Regions from separate parts of the Homo sapiens genome. Here region 2 is linked to region 1. Evidence: read pairs that join two places in POLR2A ChIA-PET (ENCODE). Cell type or tissue: Panc1. All regions are shown on one strand. Each heading gives the region's core, and the rest is flanking DNA. Links, peaks and the distances in the headings are about the cores only.

Region 1 (2,916 bases), core at 273-2,772:
CGGGAGAATCGAGGTCCCTCCTGCAACCCTCTGTCCTCCACAGGATGCCCGGTGTTTGTCTTAACAGATTTGAGAGATGGGGACAGACCAACTCAACAGTTGAGCTTTTGTCCTTTGTACCCTCACTGATCCAAACAGCCACGACCAAGGGCCACTACACACACCCTTGGAGCTGCGCTCACTCTGTGGATTGGCTGTGTTTAGCAACAGGACTCCAGTATTGAAGTGGGAGGTGGCAGACTGGGTCAGGAAGGGCACCAGGACAGAGCCTGAAGGGTGCTGGGGAGGGCCCCAGGGGTGGTGCCCGGTACTGAAGCTGGTCTCCACATACTGACACCCCTCCTCCCCGCAGAACCGGCCCTCCGTGATCACCTGTGCCTCGGCTGGCGCCCGCAACTGCAACCTCTCGCACTGCCCCATCGCGCACAGCGGCTGTGCCGCGCCCGGGCCTGCCAGCTACCGGAGGCCACCGAGCGGTGAGTGTCCCGGGCCTCCTCACCTGTCACAGCTGTGCTAGTGGCAGCAGAGCCCTTCTCTGTCATGCTGTTGGCTGAAACCTCTCGCCCCTGAGCCCATCTATTGCTGAGGTTGAAAAAGTATTTCTTGAGCACGTCCAGTGTGCGCCTAGCGTTGCGCATGACTTGGGTGGGAAGGGCATGAGAAACACACCGCCTCGCTCAGTTCCAGGGTCTCATGCCCTAGTTGCAGGGAGGGCAGCGGCTACTGTTATTTAAATTTAATGCCACATTCTCTTTCTGAACTCGGACTCTGGCCCAGTGCAGTTGGTACATCACCATTTTACAGAAAAGTGACCTGCCCAAGTGCCTGACTTAGCCGGGGGAGGTGGGTTCTGTCTGCAGAGCCCACGCTGACCGTGGCAGCCAGTCCGGCTCTGGGCTGCCTGAGGGAGGGTGCTGCAACCGTGCCTGTCTGTCTGCAGCCACCTGTGTCTGACTGCCTGCCTTCCTGCTTGCCTGCAGCTGCCACCACCTGTGACCCCGTGGTGGAGGAGCATTTCCGCAGGAGCCTGGGCAAGAATTACAAGGAGCCCGAGCCGGCACCCAACTCCGTGTCCATCACGGGCTCCGTGGACGACCACTTTGCCAAAGCTCTGGGTGACACGTGGCTCCAGATCAAAGCGGCCAAGGACGGAGCATCCAGCAGCCCTGAGTCCGCCTCTCGCAGGGGCCAGCCCGCCAGCCCCTCTGCCCACATGGTCAGCCACAGTCACTCCCCCTCTGTGGTCTCCTGAAGGGAGCGCCTCCTCCAACAACACGTGGATCTGCATGGTTTGCCTGAGCTTTGAACAGTCAGTACTTAAAAAAAAAAAAATCATGGGGGTGGGGTGGGGGGAAGGGAAGGGATGGTTTATTTGCAAAAACCATGTTGTTGGGATTTGTGTTCTGTTTTTGTACTTGCTTGGTATCCGTACAAGGGGGCCCTCAAACATGATAGCAGGAACTACGCGTGGAACATCTGTCTAATGTAGCATCCTTACTTCCTGCCTCAGTTACCAAAGAAACCTCTGATGCAGGTCTGCTGCCCCGACGGGGCCAGGACTCCACAGCGCTTTCTCAGTCACAAGCCATGATGAATTGGTGACTCAGACGCTTTGTGCTTTTTCCTTTGCTTCTTGAGACCGGGGTGTGTGTGGCTCAGCTTCCACGGCGTGTTTGGTTCGGTCCATGTGTGTGCGTGTGTATACTTGAAGAGAACTGTCGTGTCTGATTTGCACTATTGGAGGAGGACTAAAGTTGCCTGACAACTTTATGTGTTATGCCAGAACTCTGAGGGCAAACTGCTGAAAAACAAAGGGTTTAAGGATGACATTTCTGACCATTTGTGTGTTTGTTGTTGTTACTGTTTTTGTTTTTTTTAATGTAGACAATACAGCTTTGGAAGGGGAAGTCTCATACAGGTTATAGGTCTTTCTCTCTCTAGATTTCAGGTGCTTGCAACTGGACTGCAGACTCTACCAATCACGGGCATTTTATCTTCTCTGAACACTGCAGTTTGTTAGACTAGAGCTGAGGTTGGAGGATTCCATAGTGCTTTAAACGTGATGCATGTTTTAATGGAGAAAAAATAGCTGGTTTCTATTAATTATATAGACAGTAAACAAAAACCTTAATACTTACTATCTTCTTTTCAGAATTAGTTTATTTTTGTCAGTTACAGTCCTAGATATACTTACTGCTGGTACAGTTGTACTCTAAGATTGGTATTTGATATTCACTTTACTCACAAGTAGTGCGGGAGGCCAGCTCCTGGCAGGCCCTCGCGATGAGCAGTGGGTCAGCTGCGGTGTGGGATGCTGGAGTTTGGCTGCAGGCTGACATCATTTATTTTTGCATCCCTGTCTGCTTTGTTACAAGCTCCCAGGGGAGGTGGGGTTTGTGTCTTCCAACTTCCCTACATGCAGAAACTGCTCCCTTTGAACTCTCTTGGCTGAACAGCAGATTACTGACAGACAATCTGTGATATGGTGTTTTATACGCTTCCTCGTACGCTGGGGCCAAGGCAGTATACATTCCTCTGACTTTATACTGTTATTACTGCATTTATTATTTGCTATATTAATAGCTACTAACTAGAAATTAGATGAAGCAAGCATGACAGACACAGCTGTGGAGGTCACAGCTGCTCCTTTTTGGTCAATGAGCGTTTCTATCCCCTCCCCCTGGGGTGTGCTGTGTCCCACCTGGCCCACCAGAGGCTCACGACGATGGCACCTGACCAGGTGACGTGGGCGTGGTCACCTCACCTGCAAGGCTTTGTGGACTCTGCACACCGTATGACCCCCGGTTTTACAGTTTTTAGCTGTTGAATTTTGGAAATTGGCACTGGGTGAAAAGGTCGGAGGACTGGCTCTTGTAGTCACAGAGTGGCTGCAGGCCTTTGAAAAGTGGAGGAAAG
Region 2 (2,916 bases), core at 263-2,762, 770 kb before region 1:
ACTTCCTGGGATAATCTTCAACATTTTTTATATCTACAGTATAATGTTATTTGCTACTCAAAAATAAAACTAAGATTCTAAAAGTTCTTGAATCATCAATTCAGGGCTATCTAAATTCAATTTAAATTTTATTTCACCCTATCATATTTACCAAGACAGAAAAATGGCTTAATATGTTGAAGAAAGATTTTACACAGGCAGAAATAAAAAGGGCTTTTTGGTTGATTAGGTTAAGCAGAAATTTAAATTTAGTTTTGCCAAGAACAATGTATACACTGTACATTCCAGTTCCTCATCATTTCACATGACTAGATTCTGGGAAAGGAATTGGAAAAAATGCTTAATTTGACAACCATTAGTATATAACTATCTCCACACATATAGTTTCAAGCACTATGGATATATTAAGACCAAATTTATATCTCTGCCTCAGTCCTCTAGTCTGAACCTTGACACTACATAGAAATATCTATTTGGTAACTCCATTGAAATATCTCACAGGCAACTGAAACTCAACAGGTTAAAAACTCCATTCATCCTCTATTCCCTAAAACTGGTCCTCCTTCAATGAGCCCTGTCTTAGTAAATGCTGCCACCAATCTCCCAGCTGATCATTGCCAAAAACAGGGAGTCATAATTGAAGGCCCAGACATCCCCATCAAACCAATCGCCATGTCCTTTTAATTCTACTTATTAAACATTTACATTCAGCCACATGCTTCAGTCTCTTCCACTTACCAACTGGAATCCAAAGACACTCTCTTCTTCCATATGCACCTTTCCATAGCTTCCCACCTGGCGTCCTGTCTGCCATCCTTGCCTCTCCAATCAATTCTGCATACTACAGCCAGCATGATGCAAATCAGGTTATGTCACTCCCCTGTTTAAACTCTATTTTGACTTTTGATTGTCTTAAACCCTGAATAACCTAGTTCTTGCTTCTCTCTGAAGCCTCACTGGATTCCTTTTCTCCATTTAAATCAGGGAGTAAACTAAGCTGTTTCCCACATCACAGCCTTCACATCTCATTTCCTCCATCTGTAACATGGTTCTTCTCACAACCCCCTTAAGGTAACTCCAATTCACTCTTCAACTATCGGCATAAAAACCACCTCCTCAAACTCTCACAGTAACTTAACTCATCCTATGCAACTGCTCTCATTCTACACAACTCATACTGCCATTTCTCTCCCTTACAGCACTCATCATTTTAGTTAATACTTGTTCTTTTTCTGCTTTCCCCACTACCTGTAGACTTAATGAAGACAGAATCATTGCAAGATCTCCACACTAGTAACAAAGAACACTGAGAAAAGCTTCCAAAGATGAGTTTTAGTGTTGGTTTTAACTTGCTGTGTTATCTTAGGCAAGTCACTTCCATCTTACTAATGTAAGAAAACAGTCTCATTCCAGGAAAATGTCCTTGTATTGTGAAATGTGGGCTTTCTAATGACCTTTTAGATTATTGATATAAAAACAGATTATTTTAAAATTCTAAAACTCTCAGAGCCCAAGAATATATTTGTGGATCTCCAAGAATCTGTGGATCTCAGTTTGGAAAAGAGATGGTCTCTTCAAGGTGTAAAATTTCTCATCATTCTGAGAAAATGGATTTTATTTTCTGGAATACTTCACAGTGAATCACACCCTAAATGTGAGCTTGTTAAATGAGATTTGGGAGAGAGTACAAGGAATTCCACAGCATCAACGCATCCAGAACAATTCTTTCAGTTGAAGAGAGACAGATTCTCAAGTGATTTTAGCAACAGCACAAAAAGCATTTGACCTTAATTCAATGTATATGGCAATGGAAGGCTGACAGCATTTATCTGTGTTCAAATGAAATCATCTTTTTGACTTTGTGGAGAAATATGGGAGAAAATCAATTTAAAAGTGAGAGAAGAATAGAAAGGCAAAAGGCAAACAACCCAATTTAAAAATGGACAAAAGTCTTGAATACACATTTCTCCAAAGAACCCATACAAATGACCAATAAGCACATGAAAAGATGCTTAACATCAGCAGCCATTAGGAAAATGCAAATCAAAACCACAATGAGATAACACTTGACACCTAATAGGACAGCTTTTTTTTTTTTTTTTTTTTTAAAAAAAGGTGTTGTAGCAATGTAGAGATATTAGAACCCATATATATTGCAGTGGGAATGCAGAATGGTATAGCAGCTGTGAAAAGCAGTTTGGCAGTTGCTTAAAAAGCAAAACAGAATTACCATGTGACCCAGCATTTCACTCCTGGGTATATACCCAAAAGAACTAAAAGTGGGGACTAAAACAGATACTTGAACACCAATGTTTACTGAAGCATTATCTGCAATAGCAAAAGGCAAAAACAACCCAAGTATCCATCAGTAGATGAATGGAGAAACACAATGTGGTATATATCCATGCAAGGGAATATTACTCAGCCATAAAAAGGAATGGCATTCTGATACATGCTACAACATGGATGCACCTTGAAGACACTGTGCTAAATGAAATAAGCCATACAAAAAGGACAAATATTATATGAGTCCACTTATATGAAACAACTGGAATATCCGAATTCATAGAGACAGAAAGTAGAACAGAGATAACCAGGGCTGGGGAGTGGGTGATGTGGAGTTGTTGTTTAGTGGGTATAGAGCTGTTTGGGTGATGAAAAAGCTTTGGAAATAGATAGGGATGACAGTTGTACAACATTGTGAACGTAACCAATGCCACTGTACCAATGTACACTTAAGATGGTTAAAATCGTAAATTTTATCTTAAATATATTTTACCACAATAAAAAAAAATGATAGAATGGGCAACTTGTTTTTTACTGGTTCGACATCTAAAACTGCTAAACTTTTAACGAACTAATAGAGATATAAAATACACAACATGGTTTTCATAGGAAAATTTGTTCTACAATCAA

The links. Peaks named below come from ENCODE experiments on the same cell type or tissue, not always from the same donor. Only the 100,000 strongest peaks of a DNase experiment are listed, where the experiment ranks them.
Region 2: POLR2A ChIA-PET joins it to region 1 with 8 read pairs; 1 of 35 experiments calls an interaction of 5 or more read pairs at or near these places.

Annotation. Positions count from the first base shown.
Region 1 is chr3:11,556,892-11,559,807 of GRCh38, reverse strand. It overlaps ATG7 (autophagy related 7), which reads right to left. Exons shown (of 21, transcript NM_001349232.2): 21 at 2,143-2,916. VGLL4 (vestigial like family member 4) reads left to right here. Exons shown (of 5, transcript NM_001128219.3): 4 at 353-476; 5 at 981-2,916. The coding sequence ends at 1,252. Among named protein-coding and RNA genes, the nearest start is that of VGLL4, 86 kb to the left of the region's middle. In Panc1, for the core only: no CTCF peak of the experiment used is centred there; a DNase peak (open chromatin) is centred at 1,627; H3K27ac peaks cover 2,500 bases.
Region 2 is chr3:12,329,494-12,332,409 of GRCh38, reverse strand. All of the region lies in intron 2 of PPARG (peroxisome proliferator activated receptor gamma), which reads right to left. Among named protein-coding and RNA genes, the nearest start is that of PPARG, 42 kb to the right of the region's middle. In Panc1, for the core only: no CTCF peak of the experiment used is centred there; no DNase peak of the experiment used is centred there; H3K27ac peaks cover 838 bases.